Linked DNA regions of Homo sapiens: all the other regions are linked to region 1. Evidence: chromatin contacts called from ENCODE Hi-C or POLR2A ChIA-PET data. All regions are on one chromosome and are shown on one strand. Each heading gives the region's core, a stretch centred on a gene start or an enhancer-like site at or near the end of the contact. The rest is flanking DNA. Distances are from core to core; before and after follow the strand shown. Region 1 holds the start of ATF3 (activating transcription factor 3). Region 2 holds the start of CENPF (centromere protein F). Region 3 holds the start of PROX1-AS1 (PROX1 antisense RNA 1). Region 4 holds the start of SLC30A1 (solute carrier family 30 member 1).

The links. Hi-C counts contacts between places; a loop is a spot of excess contacts on that map. ChIA-PET counts read pairs that join two places held with the same protein, here RNA polymerase II (POLR2A). Pooled maps may share reads with other maps.
Region 2: a loop to region 1 is called in a pooled map, with 7 times the contacts of the local background. The contact joins the promoter of CENPF here to the promoter of ATF3 in region 1. A Hi-C loop is called at or near these places in 1 of 168 maps with a recorded cell type or tissue (naive thymus-derived CD4-positive, alpha-beta T cell), 1 of 37 single-sample maps with no recorded cell type and 4 of 50 pooled maps. POLR2A ChIA-PET finds 5 or more read pairs at or near these places in 1 of 52 experiments (PC-3).
Region 3: a loop to region 1 is called in a map of CD4-positive, alpha-beta T cell, with 8 times the contacts of the local background. The contact joins the promoter of PROX1-AS1 here to the promoter of ATF3 in region 1. A Hi-C loop is called at or near these places in 1 of 168 maps with a recorded cell type or tissue (CD4-positive, alpha-beta T cell) and 5 of 50 pooled maps. POLR2A ChIA-PET finds 5 or more read pairs at or near these places in 3 of 52 experiments (Caco-2, H1 and WTC11).
Region 4: a pooled map shows a loop between it and region 1 (10-fold over the local background). The contact joins the promoter of SLC30A1 here to the promoter of ATF3 in region 1. A Hi-C loop is called at or near these places in 3 of 37 single-sample maps with no recorded cell type and 17 of 50 pooled maps.

Annotation. Positions count from the first base shown.
Region 1 is chr1:212,605,540-212,613,196 of GRCh38, reverse strand. ATF3 (activating transcription factor 3) reads right to left here and starts at 4,436. Exons shown (of 4, transcript NM_001674.4): 1 at 4,267-4,436. RefSeq lists silencers at 3,615-3,794, 3,805-3,944, 4,565-4,774, 6,165-6,344 and enhancers at 4,055-4,114, 3,853-4,810, 4,811-5,768.
Region 2 is chr1:214,598,897-214,606,553 of GRCh38, reverse strand. CENPF (centromere protein F) reads right to left here and starts at 3,359. Exons shown (of 20, transcript NM_016343.4): 1 at 3,233-3,359. It also overlaps the pseudogene ABHD17AP3. RefSeq lists a silencer at 3,256-3,465.
Region 3 is chr1:213,983,306-213,988,150 of GRCh38, reverse strand. It overlaps PROX1-AS1 (PROX1 antisense RNA 1), which reads left to right and starts at 1,998. Exons shown (of 6, transcript NR_037850.2): 1 at 1,998-2,082. It overlaps PROX1 (prospero homeobox 1), which reads right to left and starts at 178. Exons shown (of 5, transcript NM_001270616.2): 1 at 1-178. RefSeq lists enhancers at 3,326-4,011, 4,012-4,698.
Region 4 is chr1:211,575,180-211,582,836 of GRCh38, reverse strand. SLC30A1 (solute carrier family 30 member 1) reads left to right here and starts at 3,676. Exons shown (of 2, transcript NM_021194.3): 1 at 3,676-4,846; 2 at 6,548-7,657. The coding sequence starts at 4,225. The coding sequence ends at 7,449. RefSeq lists silencers at 3,087-3,646, 3,887-4,196, 4,697-5,046 and enhancers at 3,503-4,002, 4,003-4,504, 4,477-4,586.

The DNA.
Region 1 (7,657 bases), core at 3,187-5,686:
ATCTTTATGTCACGGTGCATACCCAGGCTGCTTGCTAACTGCCTTCTGGGAGTGTGAGCAAGTGGGTCTCTTATCCACAAAATTCCCAGACTGAGGTCAGAAGATGAAGATTTGAAGCCCACTTACTCCATTATGTGTTATCATTGTACCTCCCCGTGGCTTTTTCTCCTCTGTTAAAGAGGGCTTGTAATAATCGCCCTATTTTCCCATAATATCCTATGAGGAATTGAGGAACTAATACATGAATATGCCCTGGAAAACATTCTTTGGCCAGGAGCTCCATGATTACTAGGCCTCCCAGAGATCTCTCCAGCCCAGGGCTGGCTCTCTGACAGAGGCTCTGTGGAGTCCAGGAAGGAGGGCAGCTGGTCACCCACTTTGATCTCAAAGGCTTCTGAATAGAATACCCTGACTTCAAACTCCCCCTGGAGATCTAACATACACCAATGGAGGCAAGACTTCCAGGCCAATGAAATCTGCCCTTGACTAGTCAAAGAAACCCAGGCTATGTATGTAATTCTTTTCCCAAAGCCCTGTGTCATGAGTCAGAACTGAAGTTCTTCTCTCAATTTAATCCTATAATCTTAGGATGCTGGGAGGATACTTGTCGCTGTCAGGCAATAAACTCTGAGAAACTAGCCTTCTAAAGCCAGAGGCTTAAGATTCTCCCATGCATTCATGTTTCCCTTCCCTTTCCAAGTTTATTAAAAACTCAGTGATTCGGGGATGACATTCAGAGCTGCCACTGGGCTGGTCTTTGTTTGGAGGCCTGGATGGCTCCCTTCTACACGGGGACTTTGAATTCCACTGCAGTAGAGTGTAGTTCCATTTTGCCATCCAACTAGGTTTATTAATGAGCTCTCAGGGCTTGGGGTCTGCTGTTTATGACTCCCGCCCCCTACCCTTCTTCTTATGTAAAGTCAGCAGTCCCAATGAAAGAAGCTGAAGAATGTCAGTGGTATGGAATGCTTTTATGAAAAGCATTGGGTGGGCTTCCTTGGGGACATAAATGGTTGTAAAAATGTTAAAAGCCTTTCAGAAAATAAAACAGATGTATCTGTCGAGATTTGGGTTTTCTCGGCACTAGGCTAAAGCTTAACTTCTCGGGATACTTTCTAGTTATTCCTTTACTCAGTCTCTCGAGGTATGATTCAGCCTAGACTACGGCTGTGTCCCCACAAGGAAATGAAGTTAAATCTTCACACAATTTTTCAGAAAGTTGAGATCCTCAAACATCCCGGTCATTGAAAAAAATTGTTTGGGGACCTCAGATCAGAGTTGACTTTCTATGCTGATCATAAAATTGTTCAGACTTGCTACCAAGAACTTGCATTTTGTTTCTGCTTGATTATTTCCAATCAGAAATCATGTTGTATCATTGGCAGTTTCATCATTTTCAAGAAAGTGAAAGTTTACTCATGTATTCCTTTAACTGGAAATTCAGCTCCCAGATTTTTATTTCCTAGTAGCTACAGCTACATTGAATTTTCACTTTTAATTTTCATCCTCTTTCCACTAAGCATTGCTTGCTAACCATCTTATGTTACTAGGAAGCCAGTACTGGCCTTTCACTAACTCTTCATATCTTGGTCTTCCTCCCAGACCTCTTGAAGAGGTGCAAAGCTGGGCATCAAGGGCCAGAGACAATGTTTCTAAGCCTATCAGTGCCACTCATAAGCTGAGCATCCACCAACAAATCACTTAGGCTTTCTGGGCCTCTCATTCTCTTCCTCTGTAATTTGAGATCAAAACTGCCTTCCCCAAAGGGCTGTTGAGAAGGACATATGAGATTTACATACACACCGGGTAGTCATTACTACTGTGACTCCATCTTCTCCATTTCAGGAAAAACTCATTCTGTTGTTATCAATTCAATAAAGCCCTGTTAGTGAGGAATTAACTGGAACCTTCAAGACATTCAGGTCAGTCAGAGCCTCTTTTGTACTCTCATTGACCCCAAGTTCTTCACAGACCAGGTAGGTTTCACCCCACTATTTGCTGATGCCAGCATTTCTGCATTACATATTTGAAAGAGAACCAATTCTCACATATAAACCATTTCTCCCTTGGAAAGCTTCTGAGGCATCTTGGCTATGTCCTTCCTCCTCCCCTGGCTGGGTAAACACTCGAAGCCACTGGCCCTGTCCCATGCCCAGCCAATTTTAAAAAGGAAGGAATCATGGACTCTATCTAATGGAAATCACACCCTCTCAATATTAGAATCATCTAGGTCAGATTCTCATTTCATAATGAGTACATTGGTCCAGGGAGGTAAAAATGACTTGCCTGAGGTCATAAAGCTGGTGAGTGGCCCAGCCCATGCCAAGCTGCTGAACACCCACCGACTGCTCATTTTGCTCCATCACCAATAGGTATCGACCGCCTCAAGGGATCAACCAACAAGGCAACCAGAGAACAGAGCCATTAGCCAGGTAGATAAGGGGTCAAGAGTCCTGGCACCTGGTACCAATCACAGAGGAGACTTTGACAGGACTGAGATAGGGAGGGGCTATCGAAGAAAACGGCCATGGAGAAAAAGGAATTCTATAATGGCTAAAGGGCAAGGAGGAAGAGAGAGAGAAAAAGAAGGCTCCCATCACTGCCACAGATGCTGGGTGCTGTATCTTATCCCCACTGCGGGCGTGGGGTGCTGCCTTCTTTGCTGTCTCTGAAACCATTCCGACAGTAACTGCAATCCTCACCCCATCCCATCTTTGCCCAGGATATCCTCAAAGCAGGAGCCTGTATGTTGTAGCATTATTCTACAACCAATGCTAACTGCAAAACAATGGGGACAGTAATACCAATTTTTTGCCTTCACTTTAAGTTACAGAGACAGAAACTTCGAACAGAAGATATGACTGTCACCTACAACGAAAGGGGTACACTGAGAGAACATCCAGATTTTCTGGCTCTCCTTTTCTTTCTGGGTTCATCAAGGATTTAGTAACTATTTTATTTGTAAGAAAGCATATGTGACCTATGCAATGAAATTAGGGAAAAGAAAATGTTTAGGAGGAAAGGAAGTAGATGAGAAATGAAAATGGGAGTGGGGGGAGCAGAGAAGGAGAACGAATCCAGTGGAAAGAAAGCTGGTGAGGGAAAAGATGCCCTGCAGAAAAGTCCCCTTTCCCCCACTGTCTGGACACTGGTGAATGACATTAGATAGAGACCCACCCCATTCAAGTCCCCTCACTGGCTCCTTTTCTCCCCACTACACCACTCCAAAATCTGAAAATCTCCAGACAGAAAGGACCTTAGTAGTTATCTGGTCCAACCACTGCATTGTGCCCTCCAACACGCAGAGGGGGCCGGTACTGCCCATGTGCCCTTATTTCCCGGCTCCGCATACTGAGGCCCAACGACATCGATTGCAGTGTAAGCGCTCAGAGTCCTGGCACTAGACCACAAAGCCATTCTCTCAAATATCTGCACAAGTGGCTCCACACCCTCGCTTCCCCGCCACGGTGGGTCTCCCGCGGACCCGCCGAAGGAAAAGCCAGAGTGAGAGTCCCAGGTGTGTGGGAGTCCCGGGCTCGGGGTCCGGACACCAGCCGTTGCCGGGAGCCCTCCCCGTCTTCCGCCCCGGGACAGCGCGACACCAGCGCTCGCCACTTCCAAGCTTATCCCAGCTAACTTTTTCTCGGGGTTGCCTTCACGGTCCTGCCGCCAGTGCTGCGGGGTACCCAGGGCGACCCCCAGCGGCCGCGCCCGGGACGCCTCCCGCCCTCTCGCCCCTTCCCCATTCATTCCTCTCGGCGCGTGGGGCAGCCCTCCCGCAAGCCTCCGGCCTTCGTGCCTCTCTGCGCCCCCCCCCCCCCACCCGGGAAGGATCGGCTCCCACAGTGCCGTGTCTCGAAGCGAGGGATGGAGCGGGACGGCGAGCGAGGCAGCCTCGGACACCCCAACGCACCCGCCCACCCACCTTACGCCCTCTCCCAGCCGGGCAAGCCAGCGCCGTCGGCGGAGAGAAGCGGCGCTCGAGGCTGGCGGCAGAGTGGACGCCCGACCTCCGTCACCAGGAACCTTTCGCGCCCCAAGTCAAAAGAGAAAGTTAGTTCTTTCGCTTTGCGGGAAACTTTTCGAAGCGCCGAGGAGCAGCGGTGGCTTAGAAGAAGTTTAAGCCAGAGTTATTTCCAAGCCGGAGGCTGGGGGCGCGGATCCGGGGTGGGTCAGGGGTCGGCGGACTGGTTACTTAGAGGGGCGCGAAGGGAATGAAGGCGAGCAGCCCTCGTCGCGCTCACTCCCTCGGCTTCCAGCGCTCACCTCCAGGCTCCGCTCGGGGCGGCCAGGGTCGGGACGGGGTCGGGCGGGCTGTTTGTCTGGCCGGCGGGCGAGCACCGAGGACTCACGGCCGGCGCGCGGGCTGAAGGGTGCGCTCGGGCGGCGGCGAGAGAAGAGAGCTGTGCAGTGCGCGCCTGGCTGCGTGCGACTGTGGCTTGGAGAGCGTTGCATCACCCCTTTTATAGCCCTCAGGCTGGCGGCGCGGTCGTTTACTCCGTGTTGCCAGTCCCAGGCTGACGTAATGCTATTAATAGCTTCCCGGGAGAACCGGCCGAACGGAGCGGAGGAAGGGGGGTGGAGGAGGGGCCAAGGCGGGGCCGAAGGCGGGTGGAGAGAGGGGGCACTGGTGATGCAAGTTCGGGGAGGAGCCAGCCCAGGCGCGTTCCCCCAGCCTCGCTCACTGAGACACACACCAGCCCGCCCTCTCTCTCCATATCAGGACCGGAGCCGCCCGGGATAGCCGCCAGATGTGCGTACTCGCTGCTGCGTGTTCCAGGCATGACCAATGGTGCCCAAGCCAGCGGCATGACTCCACCGCGCTGGCATCTGTCCCTCCGCTAGGTTGAAGAGCGGGGGGGGCGGGGAAGGTGGGGAGGCGGGTCCCGGCCCCAGCCCAGACTAGGTGAGGCTGGGAAGCGGGCACGACCTTTCTCTAAAATGCGTGGTCATTTTCTGGAGCTTCAGGAAAATACCCCCTCCCCCACTGGCCTCCTACTTCTCTAGCAGGGGCGGAGTAGGGGCAGAAGCGTTAGTCTGTGGTGTGGGGAAGGTGTCCAAAGTCACCCTTCGGTGTATCCACGCCGTTACCCGCCGGGTGTGACCTCTGCGGCGGGGACCGCGAGAAGCCCGCCGGTTAACACAAAAGCGGAGGGCAGCCCTCGGCTGGCACCGTGCGCCCGAGCCCGCAGCCCCGGACACTCCACATGGACGCACACGCAGGACAGCTCCGGGCTCCGAAACTAGGGCGAGTGGTAGGACCGTATCGGTTCGATTTTTTTTTTTTTACAATCACAAAGCGTTTGAAATTGACAAGAACATGTCAGTGAAACCAACAAGAGCGTGAAAAGATCGGAGTCCAGGAGGAATCAGAGGCAACCCGGTGGGAGGGTAGGAGGGGGCGGAAGCCAGCGGCCAGGAGGAGGGGGAAAGAGAAGGTGCTTTGGGGTCCGCGAACCTGCCCAGGCCTGGGGGTCGCCCCGCTCTCAGGCAATATTTAGGGAAAACCCATGTTCAGCTTTCACGTGTTCTTCTGCTCCCAGAGCCGATTGGACTGGGACCGGACGGCCCGGAATGGGGACGCAATGACCACAGGCGGAACCCGCAGCAGAAATCCCCTCTGCCCTCAAGCCAGGGTGGCGGGAAAGGCGGGGCCCCGTGGTCCGAGATTCGAGCTGAGACCTCAGCAGAACTGGGTTTGAACCTTAAAAACGATTTCCTGGTTCTTATTCCCCGACCCCAACAATTTCTGCTCAGAGAGCGGCAGAACCAAGGAACCTTCTTGACTGCCCGTGGATGACTATTTGTAGACACAAGTGTGGCCTGGGACTTTCGCACCTGCCTGGGAGGGAGACCTGCGCGGCCGCAGGGTGTGGGGGCACGGTGAAGGGCAGAAACACCTGCTCCTTTCCACCTGCCTCTGGGAGAGAGGCGGCCGAAGGTCACAGTTTGGTAATTTGGGGTAGAAACTAGAGGTGTCTGGAGCCTGGGTCTCACTTGAAGTCCCCAGTTCCCCCCACCGGGGTTCCTCGCCGCCAAGCCCGACCTCACTCAGACCACCCACCTCTCCACGGGCCTGGGAACACGCGGAGGGCGGCCTCGGAAGTCTTTGCGCCCCGGCGGACCCGGGAGCCCTGGAGTTCCACGCGGGATCCTCCGAGATCCTGCTCTGGACCTGAACCGATTTCCAGCGGCGTCGCGCGGGAAGTGCAGGGCGGGTGTTTTCGCTTTACTTTTCGCCCTGGTAACGGCTCTCCGGGCCCCACCCTCCGCTTCCACGCCCTCACCCCCGCGCGCCGCTCAGCACACCTCCACAACCCGCCCTCCCGCTGGAGTGCGCGCAGGTAAACCCCGGGCGTGTCGGAGCAGCCCGGCGGACACCGGGCGGGATTAGGTGGAGGAGTGTTTGCATTTGAATGAAGTTATTTGTTATCTCTACTTAGCTATTTTATCTACTTATAGATTGTTCTGGAATAAATAGCACCATTATAAAGTGAAGCAAGGAGAGGAGGGAGAACACGTGAAGCTTTTTACTCTTTCTGCTGTGAAACAGAAATTTTGACCAGTTTACAGGTTGAACTATGATTCCATTAAAACACCCAAGCCAGATCTGTGGAGATCTGCTCCTGTCCTTAAGGGGAAATTCAACTTAGGGCGTCAAGTAAACAAACAGCCAGACCGTCCTCCACAAAACAATGCAAGGGAAGGATAATTGGGGTGGGGGGAGAAGCCCCCAACACCCCGGTCGGGTTATTCTTATTACCATTGTGCCTCCAGTTCTTTTTATCAATCTTGCTTCATTCTAATTACTCTTAGTTTGGAATCTCCAAGTTGGATAGAAATGCTGTCAGCTGTTCACGGAAGTCTGATCCTGATATTCTAAACCCGAAAAGTGATAAGAATCTTGACAGAGAACTAAGTCCACTCCCACTTGAATGAAACTCTTACCCAGGGAAAACGAAAACTACTCCTGCCTGCCTCCCTCCCCTCAGCCCCCAGGAGAACCGTGAAATGCCTGCTGAATTGAGAGACTGGAAAAGAACAGAGCAAGGCAGAGCCCCTGAGGTCTTTGCCACAGGAGAGTGATCAACATCTGAGTCCTTTGCATCCTTATTTTACCCTGACTTCAGTTAATGCCACCAATGTCCAGTGTGCACACTCTCAGCACACACACAGGCAGTGCCATGAAGTGGAGGGGACAGAAAAGCTTTCCACACCAAAACTCTTCTCCATGCAAACAAAAGAATGGCTGTCTCGCCTTAGAAGGAAGCCCTGGCTAGGGTGATTTCAGGGGTTAATCCTCAATGAAAGAGGGTTAAGCAGAGACTTGAAGATTGCTGAGGTTTTATGATGGTGAATTGCCTGGGGAATCCACATTCAGATCAGCCTTGGTATGTTTTGCTGAGTGAGATAAGAGTTGGAGACTTCATGCTGGGACATGTGCAAAAGGAAGGGAAAAAATTAAAAGGGGAGGGGAAGGAACTAGGCAACTAAAAACAGCCCACTCGTGGCAACCAAATCTAAACAGAAAAACATTGCAGGGAGCCAAACGCAAAAGAAAAAACAAAAAAGTTTGAGATATTTAAAGGTTCTAGCAGTTTCTTAGTTCAGTGCACAGTCCCTTCCCACATTCCTCTGCCCCATTACTCTGTTCTCT
Region 2 (7,657 bases), core at 2,110-4,609, 2.0 Mb before region 1:
CTCATGGCCAAGGGGGTGGGCAAGGGCTGCAGGGAGGAAGAGTGTCCGCTGTCCTGGCCAGTGCACCAGGAACGGCTTTCTAACCCGGGCAGGAAGGCGTGAAGCATTCAGGATGTGGGGGGCACACAGTTCCCAGTGTGCACCTAGGGGTGATCAGGAGGAGAGGCGCCAGGGCCTCCCCTACCTCCGCCCCAGGGCCACTCCGTAGGCGGGATCCCTACAGATCCTAGCTAGGAAACGCCAGGGAACGGCAGCGCCAGGGAACGGGGTGGGGCCGCTGGCTTCGCCCACCGCCGCGGTGTTGAGGGCTGGGGGTGGCCCTCGGGACTGGTGTGGAGCCTGGGCCTGACCCACTGACTTGGCTGAGTGGGGAGACTGGAGGGTCGCATCCGGAGCTGGGCCCGGGGACGCCCGCTGGCGGGAAGGGTGCGCGCGCGTCGGAGGCCGCGGCTGACCCTGCTCCGGCGCCTCCAGGTACGGCATCAGCCCGGACAGCATCATCCTGTACGGGCAGAGCATCGGCACGGTGCCCACCGTGGACCTGGCCTCGCGCTACGAGTGTGCCGCGGTGGTGCTGCATTCGCCGCTCACCTCGGGCATGCGCGTCGCCTTCCCCGACACCAAGAAGACCTACTGCTTCGACGCCTTCCCTAACATCGAGAAGGTGTCCAAGATCACGTCGCCCGTGCTCATCATCCACGGCACGGAGGACGAGGTGATCGACTTCTCGCACGGGCTGGCGCTCTACGAGCGCTGCCCCAAGGCGGTGGAGCCGCTGTGGGTGGAGGGCACCAGGCACAACGACATCGAGCTCTACAGCCAGTACCTGGAGGGCCTGCGTCGCTTCATCTCCCAGGAGCTGCCAGCCAGCTCGCCTAGCGGCGGCACCAACCGGCCAGACCTCAGCAATAAGGCAGCCCCCGGACCTCACCCCGCGCCGGCCCCCCAGGGGCTGCATGTGGACCCCCGGGCGGCCCAGGGGACCCCGCTCCAACCCAGGGGCTGTGGACGATGTACAGGCAACAGAGCTACGCACTCCTTTCCTTTTGGAAGCAAGAAGAAAATACGTGAAAACAGAAATTAAAGATTTAAAATTTAAAAAAAAAAAAAAACAAAGCGGATTCTTCTAGCTCAGGCACTTACGGATGTATGACCTTGGGCAAGTTATTTAGCTGCTCTATGCCTTGTTTCCCTTGTTTGTAAAATGAGGATAATAATGATGGTGACTTCCTAAGGCCTTAGAAACAGTAAGCTTTCCTGGTAAGCTTTCCATATATGTTAGCTATTACATACTTTTTAAAAACACTTTTTCACTTGTATATTTCAGCCTATGGTACAAAGGGTGAAGTGGCCTACCTCCTTCTCAGCCACATCTTAGGAAATAGAAATCAGCTGGAAGAAAATATAGCAACTTTCCTTTATTTTAGCCTTCAGAACATAAACAAAAAGAAAAATCATTCATTTTCCAGTTACTTAGGCAAGAGTTTGAGAATTTGTTTTTTTACTAAATAAAGTTAACGGCCATTTTAATGGTTTTTTTCAATCGATTTTATCAATGAAACTTTTTATCAAAACAATAAGCAGTTCATGAAAGTACTAAGAACAATAAAAAAAATTAAGAGGGAGAAGCAAAGGTCTTAGACAACATATAAGTTGGATATCAAAGCCCTGGAAAGCTGTGTTTTGCTACCAGTTTTGTTTTTTTTTCTAGCTCTCAGTTCTTGGAACACAGCATCTTGTATTCCACTCCCATTTATCCCAAAACTACTGAAAGGAGTCACATGCCTCTCAACCAACAAAGGACAACTGACCCTGTCTCAATATCCTCCATTCCAATCTAGTTTGTCAGGAGTCAAAGAACTGTACCCAGAGACACACAACTGTAATTGCCCTAAACAATTCAGCCAGCAACTGAAATCATTACATCAAGATGCTATAGCCAACAGAATATAAAAAGGAGCAATTTAGAAAGATGATTAGAAAATGAGGGGAATAAACATAAAGAAGACTGGCAAGCTGAATGCTTTTCCATTCCAAAGTCTAAGATAGAGAACAATATAGATGTAGACCAAGCTAACTGTGATTAGAGCAGATTTTGGCCCATTAAGGGATCAGCTATCAGCCACCTGTATTGGGCCATTGGGGCAAAAGAACAAAAAAATAAACCCAGAAGTTTACTTTTGAGGAACAGGGAATCGAGGTGGGGAGTGAAGAAAAGCCCTGGATGAAGGTTCCTGCATGGAGGACTTGCAGGACTATTGTCCTTTCCAGAAAATGCTGTATCTTTATCTCTTAAATACGTGGAGGGCACTCTTCATGCCCGAACTACCCAGTCCCTTAGTCCCCAAGGAAGCTCTTGTGTGACCTCCTCCTGCCCCACCTCCACCACTGCTTTCCCGTTGTCAGAATTCCCCACCTCCTCCAAAAAGCCAGAGTCCCCGTGCACTGTACCAAGGCTGGGTCTGAGAATGATAACCCTGCCTTCTCCTCTAGGTCAGGCTCAAGGACACGACCCATGCCTTTTATTTCTGGGTCCTCATTACACAGCCGAGCCGGGCACACAGGCGCGTTCAAATAAATGTGGAAGGGAGGACCGGGCGTAGTGGCTCATGCTTGTAATCCTGGCACTTACAGAGGCCAAGGCGGGAGGATCCCTTGAGCCCAGGGGTTCCAGACCAGCCTAGGCAATATAGGGAGGCCTATCTCTATTTAAAAAAAGAAAAAAAAAAATGTGGACGGGAGGAAGAAGAGAGGGGAAAGAGAAATGCTCGCGTAACTAACCATAGGCACCCCACGTCGCCAACCAGATCAAAACTCAAGCTTACATCTACTCAATAAAACAAAGGACCAGGGCCTGAATTTCAATAAGGTTGGTTACGGGACTGGGAAGGCGGCTTGGAAATACCTAGTCATCTCCAATTCTTTTACGGAGGAAGAAAATGATCCCCTAAAGTGTGAGTCCGTGACCGAGTAGGGTCTGGGACACTAATCCGAGACCAGTTTGAACCCGAGCAGAAGGGCGCAGACACCCCTACGAACCACATCCCGGGGCGGATTCTCCAGTTCGGTCGGGTGGGAGGGGGCGGTCCCCGGCACCTACAGGGCCGGGAGAGTGATCCCAGAGGCCTCCCCGCCCAGTACCCGCCGGCAAAAAGCCAGCGGCACCCCCACGCCGCCCGCCGCCTACCGCCCGCCGCCAGGGCCAGGATCCGGACCCAGTCAGGACGCTCACCTTGCTCTCGGGGACGGGAAAACGACCTCTCGGAGAGTACAGTTCTGGCGCGGCTTCGGCGGGCTGGAGCCCAGAGTCTAATTCAAACTGCCCGCAGCCGCCACCGGTGCCCAATTCGCCCGCTTCTGGTCTCAACCAAACTTACCTCCACGCCTATTGGTCACTCTAAGTAGCTGCGGACCAATCCGCGCCTGCGCACTCAGACTGCCGCGTCTGATTGGCCCTTTCGGATGGATTTTAAAAACAAGCCCTCTACTGGAGGTGCCTGCGCCGGAGTTTACTGTTCTTTTTTGTTGTTGCGGGGAGACGGAGACCACGTGCTTTTGCTAATGCTAGACGCGGTTTTGGACCGCTATTTCCGCAAAAGTCAGGGAATGCGCCCGCTGATTAGGAAGGCGTGGTCTATCGCCTACAGCCAGGGGAACTGTGCTGCCTGGTGAAACCTCTTTTAAACTGCACGTACCAATCTACTTAATTAAACGTAAATTTAGGACATAGATACTAGGTGCTGTGTTTGTCATGCATTCTTTATCCGGTGTCGTTCTTAACAATTCTTTGAGGAAAGTATTATCCTCATTTTATTAAAAAGTTAACAGGCTCATAGAAGCTAAGTACAGTAATTTGAAATTGAATCTACGCAATGCAGGATGTCGCTCTTAAATGCTGTCCTTTATGGTTCATATTTCTAAGACGTGATTCTGAACACTTATTTTCCGGGATTAAGGCGTGGGGGGAGGACACTGCATCAGAATTTAAAATTCAGAAGAATCCTCAAAACGGGGTGTAATGCTTTTCGTGAAGCCCACTAGTTTTCTATGTATGTTATATACTCGTTTTATTTCCCTATTAAACTATAAATAAGCTTCTAAAGGCAGAAGCAAAACAATTAATTGTTAAAGTAATAGATCTCTAATGCTGTTGTCTGCCTCAATAGGTACCAAACTTTCCAGCCCCCTGACTTTACCTTTCATTAGACTGTTCCTGCAGTACCCAATTCAAGTGTCACTTTTTTTATAAAACCTCCCTAATCCCACCCACTCCTTAGAGATAATTATTTCCTAGACCTTTCCTGGAACTTGCAAACTTCATGTTTAGGATTTTCGCCGTGTCTTGTCTTGTATTTATGTCTACGTCTGACTCCCCCATCAGACTCAAAAATTCCTTTACAGTAAAATCTGTTTTAATTCATTTTTGCATCCCTAGTAACTTTGCACATAGTAATTTAAAATCCAGATCATCTTGGGAGATAAAACTGCTATTTGGGGAAAGGCCTTGTTCTTACTATCTTCTACCTTCGAATCCCCAAAGGGAGGGGAGAGAGCAGGTAGGGGAGGAAAACTTTTGTCAGACATTGCCATGATCAGTCTAGTGTCTGGTAGTTTTAGAATTTGAACCAAATTGTGTCTGGCTTCAACACAAATTACAATTCCATTGCTTCCCAGAGTAATTATTCAACTATGTATAGGCTGTTTAAGGAAAAATAAACAGCTAGAAAGACAGATAATAGAGGATATTTTTAAGGTTTGAATAAGAAATTTGCATTTACTATTCATTCATTCGTTCTTCAGCAGATATCTATTGAGTGGCCACTGTATAGTCAAGCCTTGTGCTTCGTTTTTCTACAATGAACAATAAAGAAATACATTCATTTCTTGAACAAGGGAAATAGGATGGATACCATTCTAGTAACTCCTGTGATATTTCTCTGACTTTAATTTTATGCTTCCCTTCCCCTCCCTTTATTTTTCCCCCGGTTGGTTTGTTTGTTTTGTAGGGGGAGGATCCCGTCCAACCAAAGACAGATGTTCTCTAAGGGTCCATTTTTGGCTCTCTGCTCTTCTCTTTTTAAGTCCTTTCCCTCAGTTAGCCAGTCTACTCTCTCTGGATTGTTCATCCACTACCTCGATATTCTGCTTGTGGACCAGTGTCTTTGAGTCTTCCCATCTTTTCTACAGATTAGACTGCAGGTTCATCACTGAAATCACTCTTTTGCCAGTGTCCTCAACTCCCTTGCCTCTTGTTCTATCTCCCAAACTTGTATGTGTGCAAATGTCCATATCATCCCTTGGTGCACTATTGCTGCAGAATGGGGCTGGAAAAAAATCCCAGCACTGTGCAAATACTTTAAATGTAGGATGTCTAGCTGGGCCTCAATGCTGCTCCACAGCCCTTTCTCCCAGTTTCAGGATTTCTCTAATCCGCTGCAACAACCATCTCCATTCTTACTCTCAGAAGATGACTTTATTTTCTAGTTCACAGAAAACATAAGATTTCTGACAGGAACACCTTCAACTTTCTGAGACCCAAATCTACAAATGTGTGAAAATCTATACCCATTCTTACCTCCTTTCTTCCTGTTACAACCATGGGAAATGTCTTTCTGACTACTCCTAAAACTGAACAATCATACTGTGTTTTGAGGCAACTTGCTTCTCAGGAACTTCACTCTCCCAGTTATGCACTTGTAAACAAGAATCTTTAACTGCTTCTACCTTCCTAAGTCTTCCTAGTAGCACTTAAACTGCTCAAATATTTCCCTTTAAAGAGAAATATTTTCTCAATCTCATGATCCCCTGAAGGAATCATCATATCTCCCCTCACATTCCATTTCCTTTTCAGATTTGATTAAATAAGTTGCGATACTACTTTTCATCAATTATTTTTCTCCAAAAAAACCCCACGAGTACTTTCAATAAATGAGAGCCGTCTCTATAGCTGCATCATGAAGACAATATAATCTATTATTTTAAGCAGCAGTTTACTTTTCATTTCATATTATTTTTCATCTTATTAGAACTGTAAATATTTTATAATTACACGATTTTATTTTTTTATCTATTCTGAAATTTTCTTTTCTTTCCTTGAGATGGAGTCTGGCTCCGTCACCCAGGCTGGAGTGCAGTAGCACAATCTCGGCTCACTGCAACCTCTGTCTCCCGGGTTCAAGCGATTCTCCTGCCTCAGCCACCCGAGTAAATGAGATTACAGGCACGCACCACCACGCCCAGCTAATTTTTGTATTGTTAGTAGAAACGAGGTTTCACCATGTTGGCCAGGCTGGTCTCGAACTCCTCACCTCAAGTGACCCACCAGCCTCAGCCCCCAAAGTGCTGGGATTACAGGTGTGAGCCACTGTGCCCGGCCTGAAAATCTGTATCCTTTTTTTTTTGAGACAGTTTTGCTGCGTCGCCAGGCTGGAGTGCAGTGGCAAATCTCGGCTCACTGCAACCTCTGCCTCCCAGGTTCAAGTGATTCTCCTGCCTCAGCCTCCTGAGTAGCTGCGACGTCAGGCGCACGCCACCACGCCCAGCTAATTTTTGTATTTTTAGTAGAGACAGGGTTTCACCATGTTGGCCAGGATGGTCTCGATCTCTTGACTTCGTGATCTGCCGGCCTCGGCCTCTCAAAGTGCTGAGATTACAGATGTGAGCCACCGCACCTGGCTGAAAATCTGTTATCTTTAAAACAAAACAAAACAAAAAAAAAACTTTAGGGCCGGGCGCAGTGGCTCACTCCTGTAATCCCAGCACTTTGGGAGGCCGAGGCGGGCAGATCACGAGGTCAGGATATCGAGACCATCCTGGCTAACATGGTGAAACCCCGTCTCTACTAAAAATAAAAAAAAATCAGCCTGGTGTGGTGGCACACGCCTGTAGTCCCACAGCTACTCGGGAGGGCGAGATAGGAGAATCGCCTGAACCTGGGAGGCGGAGGTTGCAGTGAACCAAGATCGCACCACTGCACTCCAGCTTGGGCGACAGAGTGAGACTAGGTCTCAAAAAAAAAAAAAAAAAAAAAAAAAAAACTTTAAAAAGATAGACGTTACATAAGATAAAATACACTCATTTTAAGTGTACAGTGCAATACATTTTGACAAATATATTCACCTCTATTAATACCACCAAAGTAAGAATATAAACATTTCTTGATATTACAAGTATCTTTATACCCCTTCCCAGTTATGCACCCCAAAAATTCCCAGACACAAGCAACCATTGATCTGTTTTCTGTCACTTACACATTAAATTCATATTTTCCTAGAGTTTCGTAGAAGTGGAATTACAGTGTGTACTCTTTTATGTCTGTTTCTTTTTTTTTTTTTTTTTTTTTGAGACGGAGTCTCACTCTGTCGCCCAGGCTGGAGTGCAGTGGCGCGATCTAGGCTCCTTGCAAGCTCCGCCTCCCAGGTTCATGCCATTCTTCTGCCTCGACCTCCCTAGTAGCTGGGACTACAGGCACCCACCACCACGCCTGGCTAATTTTTTTTGTATTTTTAGTAGAGACGGGGTTTCACCGTGTTAGCCAGGATGGTCTCAAACTCCTGACCTCGTGATCCGCCCGCCTCGGCCTCCCAAAGTGCTGGGATTACAGGCATGAGCCACCGTGCCCGGCCTTATGTCTGTTTCTTTTACTCAGCATAATGTT
Region 3 (4,845 bases), core at 749-3,248, 1.4 Mb before region 1:
GGAGGAGAGAGAAGAGCGGGAGGAGAGGAGAGAGCAGCAGAGGAGGAGAGAGGAGAAGGGTAAAGAAGAGAAGAGGAGCGAAGCGGAGAGGGAGCAGGCGGACCCGGCGAGAGCTCTTTTGCGCCGCTCTGCTTTCCCCGGCTGCAATGGTGTATTATTTCAGAGCGCTCCCTCAGCTGAGGGCTCCGCTCCACAACAAGATTTACTTTAAGACACAGCTGAAGGAAACAGGAAGACTGCACGTCACAGTCTATCTGACGTACCCGGCCCCAGCACCCAATCGCGAGGCGCCTTCGGATTCAAGGGGGGATAGCAAGGCAAGAGAACTTGGGAGGAAAAAAAAATATAAAAGGGGTGGGGGTGAGGGGCTGGGAAGAGAGGAGGGGAGAGGGGCCCTGCGCTCCCCCTCCCCGGCCTCCATCCCCGGCCCCCACCCCCACCCCCACCCTGCCACAGCTTCGGGACGACTGGATCGCCGCGCCTGGGCCGGAGCGAGCCATCTGCGGGCACTATGCAAAGCGGGAGACGGCGCGAGCGGCGCCCGGCTCACACTAGCTCTTCCAGGACGCAGGTCTTTTTTTTTTTTTTTCTTTTTCTTTTTTCATTTCCCAGATACAGCTGATCGAGTTCGCCGAGTGGCCGAGCGAGTGAGCGCTCCTCCGACTTGGGTGGAGGAAGGCACGGAAAAGTATACGGGAGAAAAAGTGGGGGTTTTAGGGGTGGGGGTGGCATAGGAGGAGGGAGGGGGGGATCTGCAAATCATTCCACTTTTTAAACGATCATAGGTAGTGTCAAGGATACGTGTCACCCTTGGTTCCTTTTAAAGGGGAGGTGGACAATAAAATACAGGTAGGTTTGGTATTAAAATAATAGGTGCCAGAGGTTTCACATCGGGTCCGCTGCATCTGTTATTAGACGAAGATCAACATTGGCTGAGTCCCAGTTTATCTCCAGTCCAAATTATCAGGAAGAGGAATATTTACCCTTGGTTACCTCTGACATTAGTTGGATTGTAGGTAAAGCAGCCTTTAAAAATATATATGTTGCAAACATCTGGCGATTACCCTTCACTAATTCACTCGCCCCAGAAAGACCAAAGATAGCTGTTCAATACAGGATTTACACAGTTTTGACGCCTGGGCAACAAACTTTAAAGTTTATTAGGCAAGAAATTTCAAACGCATAAATCGCAGGCTCTAAAATAAAGCCCTAGAAAATTTACTTTGGTTTGACATTTCTTGCTTGAAAAATAACCAGCAAAATTTCTTTAGATAATGTGGCTCTTAAAGATCTCCTTGGGCTTTGCAAGTTACAAATGCAAGCGAGCCTCAGCCGCAGCTAGAACGTCCCTTTCACCGGGCACAGTAAACGGCTTTTAATAAAGCAGCCGCGTTTATGACCTAAAGATCCTATAAAAGCTGGGACTTGCAAGAGCTGCGAAGCAGAAACATTCATACATAGTCTATTAGACACTCATTTTTGTAAGTAGGAGGAGGACAAGTAGTCTTCGTGTGTCCCTCAAATTTAATCAGATCAAAGGTTGAATCATGCTGTGTCGTGACAACAGGGTATTTATGAGGTGTGTTACAAGTACACTGGCCAAACACTACCAATGTCTTCTGCGACACACACACACACACACTCCTTCCTAGGGAATTTACAATTTCAGCCTCAAATTCACCAAACCGTAAAGAGGATATTAAGCCCTCCCTTTGAATAAGAATAGCGATGTTAGTATGTCCGAGTCTATCCCGGCAGGAAACTTTTGGCACGAATTTCAAACAGTGAAAAGGAGAAAAAAAATTAGGTCGGTCAGGTTAGGTGTCGGCGATAAGAAAAGAGATTGCGGGAGCATCCCCAGCCTTCTTCTTTCCCCTTTTGCCGCCCCCACACACTCCCCCCACGCGTCTATCACGGAAGCAACACAGAGGAGCGCACACGCACCACTCACACCTCCAACTATTGACTGTTGTATCAGGTGTTCTAACCGGGATGTGACAGTTGAGGCTGGGAGCAGAAATAATCAACATGCCCATTAGATACAGGACGGAATAATGCTTCTATTGGTTGGGTCCCTTCGAGGTAAGCGGGTGTATTGAGCGGGGAAACTTGGGATCTGAGAATGGATCAAAGCTACTTTCTTTCTTATTTTTCGTCCTACTAGTTTTCTTTAAGAATCTTGGTTTGTACATATAAGTTAGCGCCAGCCCACAAATAAACTGGTAGGAGTAAGGGCTATATACCTTTCCACACCTTAAAACCATCTGCTCAGTTTGACATTTAAAAGGGCGGAGAGCAGAGAAGGAGGAGGGGGGAGTAGGGGGAAGAAAGGAGTCAGGGACAGAGAAAAAGATTCAAACGCGAAAAAAATGGCTTGCACTTTAGCCCACAAGTTTGTGTCAATTGCACATAGCGCTTGAATGCACGTTTTGCACACACCACGCCCGGGAACTGGCGGCGGGAAAAGTTCCCTGAGAACCCCAGTAAGTCCTGTGTCACGCCGTGGGCAAAAGCAGGCCTGAGTCGAAGTCGGGGTAACCCGCTTGCCGAACAAGGAAGCTCTCCCACCCCCAGCCTCGGCGGCAGAGGCTCCCGGCTCGCGACGCTCTGCCGCGGCGGTTCGCAGCCCGCATTAGGGCGCAGGAGCGGCGACTTGAAATAGGAGCGCGCGCCACGCTAGGCGAGCGAGATCGGTTCGCAGCCCAGCTCCGTGAGCTGCCTCGGCGCAGCCCTGTCCCGTGTCCTGTCCTCTACTGTCGGGGAGGCGTACAGGCCAGGCTCCTGGCAACCTCTCTTGCTAGAGCTGCGGCATTCTCCTGGGTCTCGGGCTGCCCTGGACAAGACTTGAGGCCCGAGCCCCCTATCTCGGGCGACTCCCGCTTTGTTTTCTGATAGGGGAGAAGCCTGGAGACAAGGAGTCGCCTAGATATTGGCTCCATCTCTGAAACCAGCCGCCAAGCCTAGGGTTAAGACAACTCCTCCCTCCGCCCCACTTCCAACACAACCCCAGTAACTTAGAAGTTAACGCAAGTTCTGACCGGTCTTGTAACACACTCTATCCGTGCAGGTTGCATTTACTTATTTATCTGAAGGGTGATCTGTGTGTTCTTAGACAAACTCGCAGTTATCACCCATGCATCTGGTTCTGGGTTAAATACACTTCGCCTTGACATTTGCTCGGTGTATGCTCACGCCTCCTGTTCTTTCTTAAAGCTGTTAGGTGGGGGCAGGAGGGAAGACAGTGTGTATAAGTAATTTAAAACCTTACAAACAACTGTTATCAGATCCTAAACAAACCAATTCTGAGAATTACAACCAGATTCAGTTGAGAGGCAAAAGTGGACGTGGATTTTGGAAAAGGGTGCCTAAGGACTTCCAGGTCAGCCACCCACCGCTACCACCACCACCACCGCCACCACTACCACCATCACTATCAGCACCCTGAAGAAGGGAAGAGAGGAAAACCAACCCCAGGGTGCAGGCCTGCCTGCTGCAAGCTTTCTAGAGGCAAAACTGACTGACGGCCTCTCACTCTCATCTCCTGTGCTCAGTGTGACGCCAAGCCCAACCTGGATTTGTTCTGAATGGGGGGGAAGTGAAATGCCACAAGATCAGTAGCAAGTAGCAGCTGCAGCGTTTTCTCTCCTGGGAACCCCACTGCTTAGAAGCCTCCTGAGTGATGTTTGTTTAACCAACAGCTTTCAAAGTAAACAGAAGCCAATCACTCCAAAGAAGTTGAAATATAACCCTTACAAGAATTTGGATCCAGGGGTGCTGGCAGAAAGAAAGTAATTTTTAAAATGATAAAGAACCCACTCCCAAATAAGAGTCTGCCACATTGCTTTAAGGAGCGCAGAATTGTCATGAAAATATAATTTCATCGAAAGGGCTAATTACAATAAGTTGACCTCGAAGAAAATCACTCTTCGCCCACAAAGACACACCCGCGGGGATGAGGAGGTTGTCAGTGATTGAAGGGACACACTACTACTTGATTTTATGGAAGTGGGCGAAAACAATCAAAGGGAAGTACATTCCCTGCCCTGGAGTAGTGAAGTGTAGGCTGGGAGCTCTTCGCCGCCAACCCTGGCTTTGCCTCAGGCACCGAACTTTCCAATACCAAGATATTAACAGATGGTGGTGAGCACATGGAGGGCTGCTACTTACATAATCTAGCCACTCCGCCCGGCTGCCCAGAGCCCGGCGAGGAACCGGCCAGGCCGCGCGCGCGCCTTCCGAGGGGTGCTCCCTGACATAACTTGCCTTTCTCCAACCCCACCCATCGTTTTGAGGGTTAGCATTTGGAGAGGCCGTGATTTAAAAAAACCAAACAAAAACAAAAACACCCAAAACATTGATTTGGCTGTGCTTTGTCTTCTTCAGTCCATAGTAGCGAAGAAGCTGGAAACCCAAAGGCTGAGAGAAACGGAGGGGATGCCTTCGGCGAGAAAGGGGTGCTCTCCCTACGTATCTGGGGGTTCCCGCGAGTGGAATTTACACAATTTACAACACTCTTGCCCACCATCTTTGGTTCAAATCCACATATCTTTTGCTGTCGCTTAAGTACAAAGGCAGTCTCGGGCCGCAACTCAAGGGGAGTGAGATGGGGTGAGGGTGTGAGTGTGAAGGGGACACCTTTGCACGCGGGGGCGCAGTGGGCAAAGTTACGCAAAGCCTCTGGGCACCGCTACACTTCCAAGCTGTGGCAGGGTTTTAAGCGCTCGATCCCGCTCGCAGGGAGTCCCTTTCGGATGTGTGGCCGCCTGCTGCCTTCACGCCCTCAGCCGCCTCCCAAGAGGCCCTGTCCCTCCTGGTGTGCCTGTGTACCTCCTCCAGTGTGCCAGG
Region 4 (7,657 bases), core at 2,427-4,926, 1.0 Mb after region 1:
CTGTATAGATAGCAGTGCCTTTATTTCTAGATTGAATTTCCAGGCATAACTGGAGAACTTAGACCCAGTTTCCAGCCTCCAAGAAAAATAAGTTCCTTTTGCTGCTAGCCCTCATCTGCTATTCTTTTTTTTTTTTTTTTTTTTTTGAGATGGAGTTTTGCTCTTGTCGCCCAGGCTGGAGTGCAATGGTGCTATCTCAGCTCACTGCAACCTCTGCCTCCCTGGTTCAAGCGATTCTCCTGCCTCAGCCTCCCGAGTAGCTGGTTTTACAGGCATGCACCACCATGCCTGGCTAATTTTTGTATTTTTAGTAGAAATGGGGTTTCACCATGTTGGCCAGGCTGGTCTTGAACTCCTGACCTCAGGTGATCCACAAGTCTAGGCCTCCCAAAGTGCTGGGATTACAGGTGTGAGCCACTGTGCCCGGCCTATTCTTTAAATTAACAAATATAAAAATTCAGTGACTGTTCCCAGCCTCTTACTGTACAGTTTCACTCTCTGCACTGTTCCTGTTTCCCCTTTGCTGCTACGTGGGTTTCCTGCTCTGACCATTTCTTTCATATGGTTTCCCTCACACCTCTGAGACTTTAGTGCTATTTCTGGGCTTTATTGCTGCATTGTCAGTTGTTTATTCTTTGTTCCACTGCCTGTTCCTTTGAGAGCAGCTGAGAAATCAAACCTTGGCCTTCATGTTGTTGGTAGAGATTTCACTTCATATTTGTAATAATTATTCATTTATGTTTTGAGAGATTTCCCCATCAGTTTTAAGATTGAACATTAGAAGTGATTTACTGTCAGCCAAAGTCAAATATAATGTGGTTTTCACAGGGTTTTGTTATTTTATCTTTCCAAGCAAGGTACAGCTTTATACACTCATGATTTTTGATTACCAAAATTCAGAAGTACGTTTGTGTTTAGCAGTTTTTACGAGAATCTTACAAGATCATTTTAAACTTTCATTAAAAGCAAGGAGAGGTCCAGAGGGCTTTGAGATTGCAGTTTGTCTGAAGCCCTTGACTTTCATTCAAATTGGCAGTCTCTTTTCCAAAAAGAGCATTATTCTCTCATCTTTAAAGTATGCTGGGTTTAGTCAGTTTGGATACTAAGCAAGTTATCAGGAGATTTCTCAAACATTAAGAAGAGAAAGCCAAGCCGTCTTACTCAACCCAGGGCCACAGCCTCCAGGGGTGTTGGTGAATAACAGTATAGTGTCCCTTCATTTTAATCTATTCCTGCCTGTGTTGACACTCTACTAGGACAACCAGATGAAAAGGGAAAAAGCTCGAGTTGAGGTACCAAAGTCTTTTGCCTACACAATGTTAGAGGGAAACAAAGTCTGACTGAAGTGTTCTGCTGTGTGGTAAATATTACTCTCTCCAGAGAACATGATTATAACTTCTCTAGAACCTGGAAAATGTACTCCCTGCCCCCTCTGCCCCGCCCCCAACCACCCACCAGGAGGGAATAAAGCACATTGTCTGGGAAATGGCTGAAATGCAGGCACAAAGTAGGTTTTCAGAAGCGGCTATGAGTTGAACCTGTTTTTATATGGGTCTAAAAATCTCCCAATTTAGTCTGTTTAGTTATTGAAGGATTGCTATTGTGTTTGCAAGCATCACTGACTTTTACATCTTCTTATTGGTTCTTCTTTGGGTATCAAATCTTCGCATTTGGAGGAATGTATTTTTTAAATAAAGCGAGGCACAGCAGCCCTTAGTAGAAAGCAAAATGGTCTTCAAACTGCCTCTAGGCCATTTCCATGAGGATATCTTGACCCATAAGTGGCTTCCGAATTTCTGTATATGAGGGGCTAGTTGATAGGATGTTTGAAGCTGTGTTTACAGATGATCAGAAAACTGTCACTCATCCATATCAAAGGAGAGGAAGTTATGGAAGTCCTAAACCCATTAATCCACCCTTTAGCACTGCCCAAACCCAGACTTCACTTCAAATTAAGCACATTAAAAATGGAGTTCATATTTTCTCCTAAAAATCAGCTTCTTGGCCTCCCTTCCCAACTTCCTCACCTGTTTAAGGCAGTATTTTCCTTGTCAGGTTAGAAACATTATAACTATCTTTGTTCTCCTACCTAGCTTCCTCCTTCCCAATACCCAATTAATCATCAAATTCTATCATTTTTTCCTTAATAATGTCTTGAAAATTTTCCTCCATTCTTTATATTCCAGCAAAACAGAAACAGAAGGTGAGGATCCAGCTCTCCAGTCTGGATGGGGAGACTAGAAACACACTACATACAAGTGAAAAAAATTTCATAGGAATTACAAGAATACCAAAACAATGCAAAATAACAGCTCCAAACAAGCCTTGTATACACATCTCCAGGCAATAGCTGGCACTGCATTTGTCCAGTAGTAATCTAGGGCAGTGGGTGGGGAGGTCCTTCTGCTGCGCAGGGGCTGTGGTGAGGCCTTTCAGGTCCAGCTTAAGCCACTCTGATTCCAGCCACCACCCCACCTTAGATGGGCAAGCTGTTCCTTTCCAGATCAACTCATCTCCACCCACAACACAGTGCTTATGTATTCAGTCTAAAATAGCACAATTTATCAAGAGTATTCCATCGTAATTTTAAAATGTCGTGTTTATATTTTACCTCCACCTGGACAGAAACTCGTTCCTTTGTATTCTTACTGCCCCTCCACCTCCCCATAGCAACCAGCACAAGATTCCACCGTGTGTAGTCTATAAATAAATGTTAAATCATAGAGCCTTAGAATTTTGGAGTCAGACGGGGATCTTCAGAGTTGCATTTGTCCAGTCCTTTATAGATGGGGAAACAGGTCTAGAGAGATTAGGTGACTTGCTCAAAGCCACACAGCTGGCTATTGACAAGGCAAGGAGCAGAGCCCAGGTTTCTCCTGCCTGAAGTCTGTACCCTGAACTGTCCTTAGATAATCAGTGACAGACACCTGAGTTCACACAAGGTCTCCAGGGGTTGATGGTGATAGGAGAAACTGGCTTTCCCAAAACATGTACAAAGATTCGGTCCACGCCCCTAGCAGACCTTCGGGAGGACTAACTCCTCAGCTCGGCGTCCAGCAGAGTCCCAAGTTACAGTCGCACTTGTTTATGCGTCTGTCGGCCTCCTCCGACAGGACCGAGTACTCGAGGGCCCCGCGCTCAGGGGCTCCCCTCCGGCCCCTCCCCCGCCGCCGAGCTGTCACACAGCCGCCGCGCGGCCCGCCCCCACGTGGACTGGGCTCGGAGGATCAAAGTCTGTTTGCAGACTTTGCAGCCCGGCCCCCGCAGGTGTGCTGGGAGTTGCGATGGTCCGCAGGCCAGGACTCCGCCACACCCGAGGGGACCCGGCCAGCCCCTCCCCCTCCCGCTGCACGCGGCCCGCGCCCCCAATTCGCCCGCCGCTGCACCCGGCCACGGCCCCCCGGCCCACGCCCGGCTCCGGGAGGAAAAGGCCCCGCCCCTATCTGTTGGAGCCGCGACCCCGCCCCCTTCCCGCCCCTCCGAGGCTCCATCCAATAGTGAGCGTGGCTGGGCGGGACGCCGAGGCTGTCGTGAGGGGGTCCTGACCAATGGGGAAGCGTGCCGGGCCTGGTGGGCGGGGCGGCAAGGCCTTGTCACGCTCGGGTCCGTGTGAAAACGGGGGTTCCGAGTGCAAAGCAAAGTTTTTTTGTAAACCGTCTGCAAAGGCGGGGGGGCGAAGAAGGCGCCCGAGACCGGGCCGAGTGCAGCTGCCGTGGCCGCCGCCTCTCTAGCTCCTCAGCCATCCGCTCCTCAGTCCAGCCGCCGCAGAGGAGACCAGCAAGCAGAGCCCTCAGATGCTCGGAGCTTTCTCGGCGCGAAGCTGCCCGTCGCCCTCTCCTGCCGCCCTCGCCCGCCGCCCTCCTGCTCCTGCTCCGGCTGCGGCTCTTGGTACCCCGGCTCCGGGAGCCCAGCTCCCCGCCACCGCCGCCGCCTGGGTGTGGGGGCTGCTGAGGCTGAGCCGGGCCTCGGCGCCGGCTCTGAGGACGGACGCCTGAGGAGCTGCGCGGCGCGGCGCCGCCGGCTGGCGGAGAACGCCCACAGGCGCGGGGCTCGGCGGCTTGACCCGGGCTTGTCCCCGTGCGGCCGCGGGGGCCCCTCAGCGGTTTCCCGAACGGCCCGACTCGGGCGCTCCTCCGTGTCGCGGTCGCCGACCCTCCGCGTCCCGCCAACGCCGCCGCTGCACCAGTCTCCGGGCCGGGCTCGGCGGGCCCCGCAGCCGCAGCCATGGGGTGTTGGGGTCGGAACCGGGGCCGGCTGCTGTGCATGCTGGCGCTGACCTTCATGTTCATGGTGCTGGAGGTGGTGGTGAGCCGGGTGACCTCGTCGCTGGCGATGCTCTCCGACTCCTTCCACATGCTGTCGGACGTGCTGGCGCTGGTGGTGGCGCTGGTGGCCGAGCGCTTCGCCCGGCGGACCCACGCCACCCAGAAGAACACGTTCGGCTGGATCCGAGCCGAGGTAATGGGGGCTCTGGTGAACGCCATCTTCCTGACTGGCCTCTGTTTCGCCATCCTGCTGGAGGCCATCGAGCGCTTCATCGAGCCGCACGAGATGCAGCAGCCGCTGGTGGTCCTTGGGGTCGGCGTGGCCGGGCTGCTGGTCAACGTGCTGGGGCTCTGCCTCTTCCACCATCACAGCGGCTTCAGCCAGGACTCCGGCCACGGCCACTCGCACGGGGGTCACGGCCACGGCCACGGCCTCCCCAAGGGGCCTCGCGTTAAGAGCACCCGCCCCGGGAGCAGCGACATCAACGTGGCCCCGGGCGAGCAGGGTCCCGACCAGGAGGAGACCAACACCCTGGTGGCCAATACCAGCAACTCCAACGGGCTGAAATTGGACCCCGCAGGTGAGCCGGGAAAGTCGCTGCCGCAGGTGGTTGGGTTTGGGGTGCCCAGAGCCTCGCCTGGCCTTCGGCGGGGTGGCCCGCACGCCCCCTGCTGCCCGAGCGGGCCTGCGCCGCGCCGCCCCTGCCTGCTCCCTCCCCGTCCTGCACACGCCCCGCTGCTGCTCCAGGAAATCAGAACCCCCTCAGTCGGGTGCAAGGAGCCGGCGACGCGTCTGGCATATTTGTAGGTGGGGGCTGTGGGTCAGACCCTAAGAAAAAGGGTCAGGAGGTGATCATCATCCCGCTGCAGTCCACACCCGCACTTGGCTGTCTTTACAGGCTGCAGCAACTTTGCTGGAGACTTGTCTGGTTATGGTTATAACAGCGTCAGAAATGCTTCCCAATTCAATTCCTTGGCCCTCTTGGGAAACGGAGAGAATCCCCAATTCGTCCCCAGTAGTTGGGTGCTGGAAACCTTGCTCTGCCAAAGTAGTTCTTATGCCCATTGAACTCCGTTTCATAATATGCATTCAGAGCGTGTAAACCCTGGTTAAAGGTTTCTTTTATGAACAGCAGTGTATGCTTCAGCTAATTGATCCCTAATCCTGGAAATCATAGATTTAGGACCTGTCTGGGCATGTTTAACATTTTCCCAGGACTTTTCATAATCGTACTGAACTAAAAGTGATGGTAATTTATTCATCTTATATTTTTAGTGGATGCTTTTTATATTTAACATTAAGTGCTCTTGAAGGAAATTTGAAAATAAATGTTGAAAGAAAGGAGATGGAAATGACTCAACCAGTGTCCTACTACCCAAGCTCAATGGTGCTTAACAATTTGGTCTTATTTCCTTCACTTACGTTTATTTACCTTGTATCATTATAAATTATGCTACATAATTTTCCTTTTCGAGTGCAGAATATGAAGTTAGTGAAATTCAAGTTGTACATTGGAAAGGTTTAATAAGTAATTGGTTTTCCTCTCACTCCACTCGGCAAGGTGTTATTCCAAAGAAAATTAAGTTTCTCTGGTGTGTAATTTCAAAAGATCAATACTTTTTATCTTTTTGAATACTTTTGATCAATACTTTTTGAAAAGATCAATACTTTTGATTTAAAAGTTAGTAGGGCAGGTAGTCATTTAGTTTCAATTTTTCTAATAATCTCTGTGATTATTGATTTTTATTGTTGATTTGTCAGTTTTTAAACCCCCCTACCAAGAAACTTTTATATTCATAATAAAAGTTTAAAAGTTAAAATTGGTTTTATTCTCAAGCAATTGGCCTCAGTGACAAAGAGTGACTAGAGAGTGCCCGAGTGTCAAATCAGGTATTTTGTATTAGTAGACTTATTCCTAGCTGCATTTAATTTTGGTGTTAGCATTCAATTTTATGTTTTCCTTTGTATATACCATAAAGTATAGCAGAATGGTTGCAGGACTCCACCCCCATAGAAAATATACACTATTTTGGAGAGGAGGAGGCAGGAGAGTGGTTAGGAGGGTGAAGAAGCAGTATCACAATGACTTAATTTAGCCCTGGCTATTATGTCCTGGCTCATTCCCAGAATGTCAATTTATATTAAATTGCTCTGAGCACATTTTTTTAATTGTACTTTCTGAAAAAATTTTCACCTTCATCACCACTTAAAAAGAATTAGACAAGGATGTTTATATAAACACTTTAAATGTATTTGATATAAAATTTTTATTTCTTTGTAGACCCAGAAAACCCCAGAAGTGGTGATACAGTGGAAGTACAAGTGAATGGAAATCTTGTCAGAGAACCTGACCATATGGAACTGGAAGAAGATAGGGCTGGACAACTTAACATGCGTGGAGTTTTTCTGCATGTCCTTGGAGATGCCTTGGGTTCAGTGATTGTAGTAGTAAATGCCTTAGTCTTTTACTTTTCTTGGAAAGGTTGTTCTGAAGGGGATTTTTGTGTGAATCCATGTTTCCCTGACCCCTGCAAAGCATTTGTAGAAATAATTAATAGTACTCATGCATCAGTTTATGAGGCTGGTCCTTGCTGGGTGCTATATTTAGATCCAACTCTTTGTGTTGTAATGGTTTGTATACTTCTTTACACAACCTATCCATTACTTAAGGAATCTGCTCTTATTCTTCTACAAACTGTTCCTAAACAAATTGATATCAGAAATTTGATAAAAGAACTTCGAAATGTTGAAGGAGTTGAGGAAGTTCATGAATTACATGTTTGGCAACTTGCTGGAAGCAGAATCATTGCCACTGCTCACATAAAATGTGAAGATCCAACATCATACATGGAGGTGGCTAAAACCATTAAAGACGTTTTTCATAATCACGGAATTCACGCTACTACCATTCAGCCTGAATTTGCTAGTGTAGGCTCTAAATCAAGTGTAGTTCCGTGTGAACTTGCCTGCAGAACCCAGTGTGCTTTGAAGCAATGTTGTGGGACACTACCACAAGCCCCTTCTGGAAAGGATGCAGAAAAGACCCCAGCAGTTAGCATTTCTTGTTTAGAACTTAGTAACAATCTAGAGAAGAAGCCCAGGAGGACTAAAGCTGAAAACATCCCTGCTGTTGTGATAGAGATTAAAAACATGCCAAACAAACAACCTGAATCATCTTTGTGAGTCTTGAAAAAGATGTGATATTTGACTTTTGCTTTAAACTGCAAGAGGAAAAAGACTCCACTGAAATTCTAAGTTTGCCAAGTAGTGTAATTGAAGTCCTTGTCTGGTCACACAGTTTAATTCTATTTTTGTAAGAACATAATGGGACTGCATAACAGAGTTCTATATTACAATTTTGTGATTATTAGTACAGAGTACAGCTATGCTG